2 separate regions of the Mus musculus genome follow, and region 2 is linked to region 1. Evidence: chromatin loops called from intact Hi-C (ENCODE). Cell type or tissue: left cerebral cortex. All regions are shown on one strand. Each heading gives the region's core, and the rest is flanking DNA. Links, peaks and the distances in the headings are about the cores only.

The links. Peaks named below come from ENCODE experiments on the same cell type or tissue, not always from the same donor. Only the 100,000 strongest peaks of a DNase experiment are listed, where the experiment ranks them.
Region 2: a loop joins it to region 1, with 2.0 times the contacts of the local background. A loop is called at or near these places in 1 of 42 quality-filtered maps.

What each region holds. Positions count from the first base shown.
Region 1 is chr7:139,413,989-139,418,384 of GRCm38, reverse strand. The region is part of intron 1 of Inpp5a (inositol polyphosphate-5-phosphatase A); the gene reads right to left. Among named protein-coding and RNA genes, the nearest start is that of Gm46004, 27 kb to the right of the region's middle. In left cerebral cortex, for the core only: no CTCF peak of the experiment used is centred there; DNase peaks (open chromatin) are centred at 1,568 and 2,623; H3K27ac peaks cover 276 bases.
Region 2 is chr7:139,348,333-139,352,728 of GRCm38, reverse strand. No RefSeq gene overlaps it. Among named protein-coding and RNA genes, the nearest start is that of Gm32571, 10 kb to the left of the region's middle. In left cerebral cortex, for the core only: no CTCF peak of the experiment used is centred there; a DNase peak (open chromatin) is centred at 1,885; H3K27ac peaks cover 218 bases.

The DNA.
Region 1 (4,396 bases), core at 283-4,282:
GGAAAAGATGAGTGTACCCTCGAGTAAAAGTGGGAACCAAGCCTTCTACTCCAAAGAAACAGTCAGCTATGTGCAGTATTCCCACTAGGGGCCTGAGCATGGCTACCCTTTTTAGTGCAGTTCCACAGAGCCCCAAATCACACAGCCAGTGAATGCTAGGCTCAGTTGAGGGCCCTGGGGCAAGACATCTAGCACCCAGCACCATTGCTGGACTAATAACCCACACTAAATCCAAAATTAAATGAGATCCTAGATAGCTGGCCACCAGGACCCAGTTTGGAATGGTAGGGGTACAGAGGGGACAACTGTTCTACCAGGAGATGTATGATAGGCAAACCCAGCACAGAGCCTGTACCAAAGCCATACAAGCAGGCTGAGACATAGGCACCCAAAGGAGAGCAACCTCAGCTCCATATAGTACGTATCTCTTCAGGCCTGTCATTGCCCCCAGCTGAGGACAGAGACAAGAGAACTGCACAATGTACAAGCTGCACTTCTGACCCATAGGTAGGGCCACAGCATCTTTCCCACCAAGATGGGGCAAAACACCTACCCAAAGCCTGTGACTGGTTGTGCAAGCCAGTTCAATGCCATCAAGTCAGAGGTATACTCAGCACCTGAACTCAAGCACCAGGGACACGGCCTCCCTATCTGTCTCCCTCAGCCAGAGCTCCTGAACTATAGACGATGTATAACACTAGAGTCCAGGCTAAGAAGCCTGAGGGACATAAAGGACACTGGTGCTTGTAGAGTCACCTACCCAATGGGGCCTATTATATGTGAGTCAGGAACAATGGTGGACAGAGGTTTTGTTGGCTGCTCCTCACAGTGCCAGCCTTCTACAAGGCTTCATGAAAAGTGTCTAGAGAAAACTGCTCTGCCAAGGGGCTTCTGCACCATGGGTGGTGACAAAAACTCAATTTTTTAGTTTTTATTTTTCCCCTAGAGAACTAGCCCATTTAAAGAGCTCAACATCGGGGACTGAAGAGATGGCTCAGCGGTTAAGAGCACCGACTGCTCTTCCAAAGGTCCCGAGTTCAAATCCCAGCAACCACATGGTGGCTCACAACCATTCGTAACAAGATCTGATGCCCTCTTCTGATGTGTCTGAAGATAGCTCCAGTGTACTTACATATAAGAAATAAATCTTTAAAAAAAAAAAAAAAAACTTAAGAAAAAAAAAAAAAAAGAGCTCAACATGAAGCTGGCTGCACCATTGAGCAATGGATGCTACCAGGTTGCTAGAAGAGCAGCCAGCAGTGTCTCTCAGGATCACCAAGAGACACACTCAACTCCACAGATCTCTGTACAGGCCATAGCATAACACTCTTTCATATGACTGAAGCTATCCCAGTCCCACCTCACAAAGAGACCAACCCAGAGCCAAGCAGAGCTGCCAGACCAAAACCTATGCATGCTGAAAAAGCCATCTCATCTGTGAACAGTGCACGGGATCCAGTGCCTCCTGCTGTCTGGCTACTAAAGGCTTCCAGCCCACTGGCCTCCCACCATTGCCTATCTGGCTTCTGAGCACATGTGTAGGTAGGCATGAATGCATGCATGCCCACATACTCCAAGAAGGTACCCAAAATGAAAACAACCTTCCAATGACACATATACAACCTGGAAACTACCCTAGAAACTGCCAGCCAGCAGACCGCAGAACCCACAAAGAAAAGAGTAAAGTTTCTCCAGCTTGGCTCCTCTGGAAGCCCAGAAACACTCCCAACATCCTTTACACTACCGTTTGTGCTATTCACAGACATCCTGTTTTGAAGTGAGGACAGTTTTCCACCCTGTCTTAAGGAATGCTGCACAGACAGACATTCACATTTCCAAGGCCACTGGGCACACCAGGGGTCAGGACTGCAGCCTTCGTAACCCAATATGGATACCAGCCCTCCCTCCCCCTTAGAGCACTCACCCATCTCTTCAGGAGCCACTGAAAGATAACAGAAGCAGGTGACTGCTATTGAAGAGAAGCCAGGCCTTCCCCAGAAGAACCAAGCCACTGTCATCCATAAAATAAAGCCATATAATGGGAGTCCACAGAAAGGCTATGAACCAAAGCCAGATAGATATCAAGAGAAGGAGCCATGGTGCCTCCTCTGTGCCCAGAGCTCCACCTGCAACCAACACTCCACTGCAAGACTATGCCATCCCTGTACCACCATCCTGCAGCCCTACCTCCTGCCCAGGAGCACCCCTGGATGTCTAAGAGAATGGAAAATTCAAGCCAGTCTGCTCCATATGTCCCTATCTTCTTAGACTCAGCCAGTGGCAACTGTCCCCTTTTAGCAGCTTCTACCAAAAAGCACAACACCCTCTCCATACAAGTCCCTCACCTGACTGAATCACACCTCTAGAGCTCATGCTGAGACTCTGGCCCCCAGTGTGGCTACATATGGGGACAGGGCAGAACAGGAAGCTAATTAAGATCAAAGGGGCCTTAGAGTGTATGCCCAGCTGTCCTTCTAAGCAGAACAGGAGCCAGCAGAGAGCTCTCTCTCTCTAAGTGTGCAGTGAGGCCAGGTGGGAGCACAATGGGAAGCCAGCCAGCAGCAATGCAAGCAGAAAGTAGCTGTGCTGGGCCCTTCATCTCTGTCTTGTATGCTCCTGGGCTATTGGAAGTCCTGCTGTGGGACATGACTCACAGCTAAGCTGCTATGCCTACCCTCTCCTCAACTCTCATAGAGCTTGCCCACACACTCCATAATCATGGCCCCAGATGAGTCACTGTCCCTTCCTGCCTCCCTCTCCATCTCTACTATGGCCCCTCCAGTGACAACTGTCCATCTCATAGCCACATCTGTCCTCTTGAAGCCTGGGTAACAACCTGTTCCCAAAAGTTGTCTAGACCCACTGAAAGCCAACCTGCCTCCCCCAATATGGCCCCAGCTTCTCCCTACAAAACAGAATGGCATGCTAACCTAGGTATCCTGAGTCTGCTATGCACAGGCTCTGCTCAGACTCACTACTTGAATGGCCCACTGCAGGGAAGCACCTCTTAAGCTGGGGTTCACAATGACTGGAGGTGACTACTCTCCTCAAACATGCTGGAATCTGAGAAACTGAAGACAGTACCCACACTTCCACCTGGTCCTTGAATCTGGTTCTACATAGTTCCTCATTCTCCTCCATGACCCACCATAATATTCTGAGGGTCTAAGAGTGAAAGTAAGAGCCAACATATGGCTCAGTAGGAAAGCTCCTGCCCATCATGCAAAAGCCTTGGGTTCGAGGCCCAGTACTGTCTTGAACTTTAATTGCTAATTAAAGCAATAACAGGGAACCAAACTCACTTACTGACAAATGCTCCCACTTAGGGGGTACCAACAACCACACCCAGTTGTCCCTTCAGAAGATTGAGAGGGCTGCCCAGTGAGTGAAGGCTGCGTCATATCCTGATTCCGAATACCTACTCTTCCCTACCGCATGCCCTACCACCAGGCATATCCATCCTGCCCTGTCTTTCTCAGAGCAAAGAGCACTTCCTGAAGATCCCAATTCCTATCTGCCCCTAAAAAGATCAGAGCTAGGCTGCACCCCCTTCTCCTGTAGCCCCTTACTCTAACCCTGCTAAAACTAGACCTCACAGAACAGAGGCGAGTGTGCACGTCACGGCCGCAGCTTGTTCTTCAGCTCAGTAACGGATAAGTCATAGCTTGTTGGATGGTAAAACCGTGCCAGGAAGCGCGTAAGATAGAGCAGGTTGAGATCCGGAGATTCTGTGGGCACACACCTGAGACTTATTCCCAGCTCCCTACCACATGCCACATTCCTCACATAAAAGGAACGTGTACTGTGGTCACGTAGGCCCAAAACAGAGTTCTCCATGCTAATGAGGTACCTGGAGGCCTGGAGGGCTTAGCCAATAAGCTTTCCTTCCCAGACATTCCTCCCTGCAAAAGGTAGTTAATCTCAGGTTCACCCTGAGAAGTGGGTATGATACATTATGCATTCATTTTCCACCATGAACAACCAATAAACTATTTAGAACCACGGCCTGTTTCTTTCATCAAGATCCACCGTAGGGAGCCATGGAGAAGGCATTCGACTACAGAGCCACTGCTTAAGTCTCCCATAGAAGACCTCTCTGTGTTCCCAGCCACAGCTGCCACCAAGCCCGCCTCCTGCAAACAAGGACAAGCTGGAGCTCCCCTTCCCTCCCGGCCCTGGGCTAGACGCTGCCCCCAGCCTGTGGCCCCTGACTCCATTCTTGGCTCTTCTGAGACTCCCAGTGGCACCTGGATGTCTAAGAGTCTGAGAACCCCATGGCCCCAGCCTCGTCGCAGGCCCAGGGACCCCTGAACCAGCTCTAGCTTTCCCACATCTCAGACTCCCCGAAGCAGTGTATCAGCGCTTCCGGAAGAGCCCAGCACCTGCCCCAGAGACA
Region 2 (4,396 bases), core at 255-4,254, 66 kb after region 1:
CTATACAGCTGGATCAAGGAGAGTAGCCAGTGGGGAAACTTAGAAGAGTATGGTGGCAGCAACTCTAAGATTTGACCCCATGATGGTCTGTACTGATAATTGAACTCTCATTAGAGACTTGATTTTATGGATAGCCCAGTAAGAAAGAAGAACTGGCAAGTTCTGGGTCAGCCATAGAGGAGCTAAGATAGGCTAGAAATAGCCATGGTTGTCTCAGCTCCATGAAATATGGTGATAGTTTTTGAACGCTATCCAAACATGTGAGGCTTGCCATGACAGACGGGCACTGTGATTGATGGGGCAAGTACATAAATCTTACCTGTCCTGCTGTGATTGCCAGGTAGACTGAATGACCATTCTGCCTGTCAATGATGGATGTGAGTAAGTCCTCATCTGAGTGGACACTGGCACAGCCCTCTTGTAAGCATTCCCATGCAAGCAAGCATCATGTAAGACTACCATCAAGGGCCTCACCCAGGTCAGTGTTGAGTATGGGTGCTCTTGGACGGTAGCAGGAGCTCACACTTCACAAACACTGATGTGCAGAACTGGGCTTGGTACAACCAAGCCCATTGAAAGGAAGAATGAGTATCTGAAATAATAGCTATTCCAGAGTTTTAGTGAAGGTAGCCGGTATTAGTGGGAAAATACCCTCTCAGAAGTCACAAGGAGTGAAAAATCTCAGCCCTGGTGTGGCCTATCTCTTATGACTTAGTGACCACGGAGGTCCCTGAAACTCTTCATATAATGCAGGTTATTGCCACTTATGTGGTTACACGTCATAGCTGGATGGTAAATCCATATTACCGAGGATATCGTGAGCTTTGTAGAACATGTAGAGATTGTGCTGTAGATGATCTTGAAGCCCCCTTGCTACTTGCTGCTGTTCACAGTGCTGGAGGGTGCCATGCAGGCTTCTGGGGGAAAGTTGTTATCAGTGGTCCTTCTTGGCTATGGACACCCCATCCCCCACCTCTCCCTCAACCCTCAGTAATGCTCTCCAGATACTAGATAAGATGTGTCTGCTGGTGCAACTGTAGCATGACTACTATGAGTGTAACCAAATGCTTTCCAATTTTATGTAAAGCTGATTCTACAGAGGGAAGCTCATGTTTGGTATTGTGAACGAGGACCAAAACCTATAGCTGGGGATGTCATATGGCTTAATGAGGAAGCTAGTACTGTTGTTTTAAATGATATGAAGTACCTGTCAGCTCGTCTTCTACACATTTGAGATTGTTGTTGCTGTTAGCCTTGGTCAAAGAAGTTTCTTTCTTGCAGTGAGCAATGGTTACTAAGGAGATTGCTAGTCATTGAAACTACCGAGAATAAATCATTATTGCCAGGTCATGGCAGCCTAGTGCTCACCTCTAAATAGGATAAAATAGTCATACATTTGTCCCATCCCTCCAAGGCTCAGGAAACATTGTGAATGAGGAGATCAGAAGAATTTAAGAGCGGGTAGAAGGGGTAGAGAGCTGCGTATCTCTTTTCTCCAGGTTGAATATGATCATTGACATTTTGAATCAGAACAATTGTGACCACTCACGTAAGACACTCACAAGAGTGACTTCCGTAAAATTTCTCTTGTGATGGGAGGAAAAGACTCACCAGGCCATCTCTAAGGACGTATGAGCAGTTAACACTTTCTGGGAAAGGGAGACTCTTTGATGATGTACCTGTAAGCAAGTTGTTCCTGTTTCTGTAAATAACCCTTTACCCTGCAAATATACCCCGATTTAACCCACTGATTCACCAAGTGGACTGTGAAGGCATTATTGGTCTAAGGTTTCTGTTGCTCTTTTATCTGGAATGAATAAAAATAGATTTCCAAGGAAAAGTGGCATACCACGTGGGAGGTGCTTGGCTCTCTCGAGGTTCATTCTGAAGTGTCACCAATGTGCAGACAGATGTGTGTGGGTGCATTTGCTCATGGACATACAGAGGGAAGTGGGTGACTCACTGTGTGGTGAAACCAGAACTTTGGCCTATGGAATAGGAGTTGCTGGCCTGTTTCCTCTGGACTGAGATAATGCACTTTAGGTGGAGACTTGGGGGGTACACACTAATAGATCTGCTGCTCTGCCCTACTCAGGGGCAGGGCTCTTTGTCATACTCCTACCACTAGCCCATCTTGCAGAGAATAGTCTTTAATGTCCTCAAGCCTCTTAGAGCAGTCCTGGACAGGTCTCCAGCTTCATAAAAATCTCCAACATAGCTCTAGGTTGGGCCTGCTGGGGCCCTATCGGTCTTCCAGAGGTTGAGGGTGAGAATATTTTCCCCTTTCTAGGAGTCTGGGCTGTCTGAGTCTAGAACTTAGTATGGCCTGTTCCTTCCTCCTCTGATCCTTCTCATGGCCATGGCTGAAGACAAAGCCATAGACCAAAGCAACCATTCCAGAAAATCAGAACCCAGCCCTCTCTGCTAGTCCAAGTGGAGACCAAAGGCTAGAAAGAATGGGTGGATGCCCTTCTTGTGCTCAGAGGGAAGTCACTCTGTAGCTAAACATGAAGCAGTCCTGCAGCCTATACCACCTCACCCCACAAGCAAATAAGGATGGGTATATGTACCCACCCATCATTAGCCTGCCCACCTGCTGCATCTGGGAGGCTCCTGGAAAGGGTCACTTACAACAAAAGCTTCGGGGGCATTGACTCTTAAGTAACTGCTCCTATCAAGTCCAAGTGTGAGGTCAAGAGCCTCCAAAAAGAACAAAGAGACCCCCATGCACCGAAGGATGTGCCCCACTTGAGACAAGGGAGAGGCTGAGAACTTGGGTAGGACTTGTAGATGTACCCAGATACCCCCAAAGTCAGTCACATCCTTTCTGGGCTTGTAAGGGGCACTGAGTTGATATCCAAGTATCCAAGTGGTTATAAGTGGAGAAGGCTTTTAGGTAGGAATTTGTGGTTACAACAAACAAGAATGCATGTTTCTCCTAAGTTTTGGTGTCTGTGGCTCTATGCAGCACCTTCCTGTTCTCAAACACAAAAAAATAGGGACCAATGAGATAGCCCAGCTGGTAAGGGCACCAAGTTTGACAACCTGAATTTGACCCCTGGAGTCTACATGGTAGAAGGAGAGAATCAATTCTCGCAAGTTGTCCTCTGACCACATGTGTATTGTTGGCAAACATGTGTATACACACAAACACACACAGTAAATACATAAATGGAATTTTTAAATGACTAACTGTTTCAACATGATCAGTAAATTTCAGTGACTCAGTTCCATACCAACTATCTTTTCAGCCACAATATAATTAGTCTGAAGTAAACACAAGATTTTGCAGATAATTCTAATGAAAACAAGCTTTATAAATCACCATTTATTTGGAAAATAAAACAGACAGTTCTAAATGACACACAAATTAAGGAATAGTGCAAAATAAACATTAGAAACACTTAGAGAATATATTGCAAATTGGGCGTTTTTGCTTACACTTGCAATCTCAGCACTCAGAAGGGTGAAGCAGAAAGATTATCATGAATTTAAAACCATCCCTAGACACATAGTGAGACCTTGTCTCAACCAATAAGCAAGCATGCAAACACAAGGAAAAGGCAACTAAGCTGAAATTCAAGTATCATTGCCATCTTAAATGTTGAGAGATGAGACCTTGAATAATGATCAAGGGAATCAGAGTGATGGCTCAGTTCTTAAGAGCATTTGCTGCTCTTGCAGAGGACCTGGCTTTGGTTTTTATGACATATAATGGACCCACAACCATCTGTAACTCCAGTTCCAGGGGAACTGACATTCTCTTCTAATGTCCTTGGACAACAGGCATGTGTTAGGTCTCAAGATGAAAAAGACTTGGATAATGGAAATGGCTGGATTATGTAGGGAAGGACAGCCCAAGCCCTGGGCTGGGGGGTTAGGGTAGGGAACAGGGTGGCAGGTCATACCCTGTAACAGGTAGGAGCTGAAGAGAGCTGGGAGAACCTGGTAGCCAGGTCTGCTTTGATATGTTAAGTAGGCAATGCTAGCCCACTGTTCCTGGCTTGAGACCTAACATCATGCATGCGGTGCCCATACACATAGGCAAAACAACTCATACACACAAAAATAAATAAATAAGCTGGGCGTGGTGGCGCACGCCTTTAATCCCAGCACGCGGGAGGCAGAGGCAGGCGGATTTCTGAGTTCAAGGCCAGCCTGGTCTACAGAGTGAGTTCCAGGACAGCCAGGGCTACACAGAGAAACCCTGTCTCAAAAAAACGAAATAAACAAACAAACAAGCAAATCAATCTTTAAAAGCAATAACAACAACAGCAGCATCAACAACAATAATAATAATGCCCTAGTGATTAAAAATGAGGGTCCTACTTTCAAGAGTAATTAATGAGGGGTCAGGTTTGTTTTCCCTGGAGTGGGGTCCTGATAGGAGACTTGG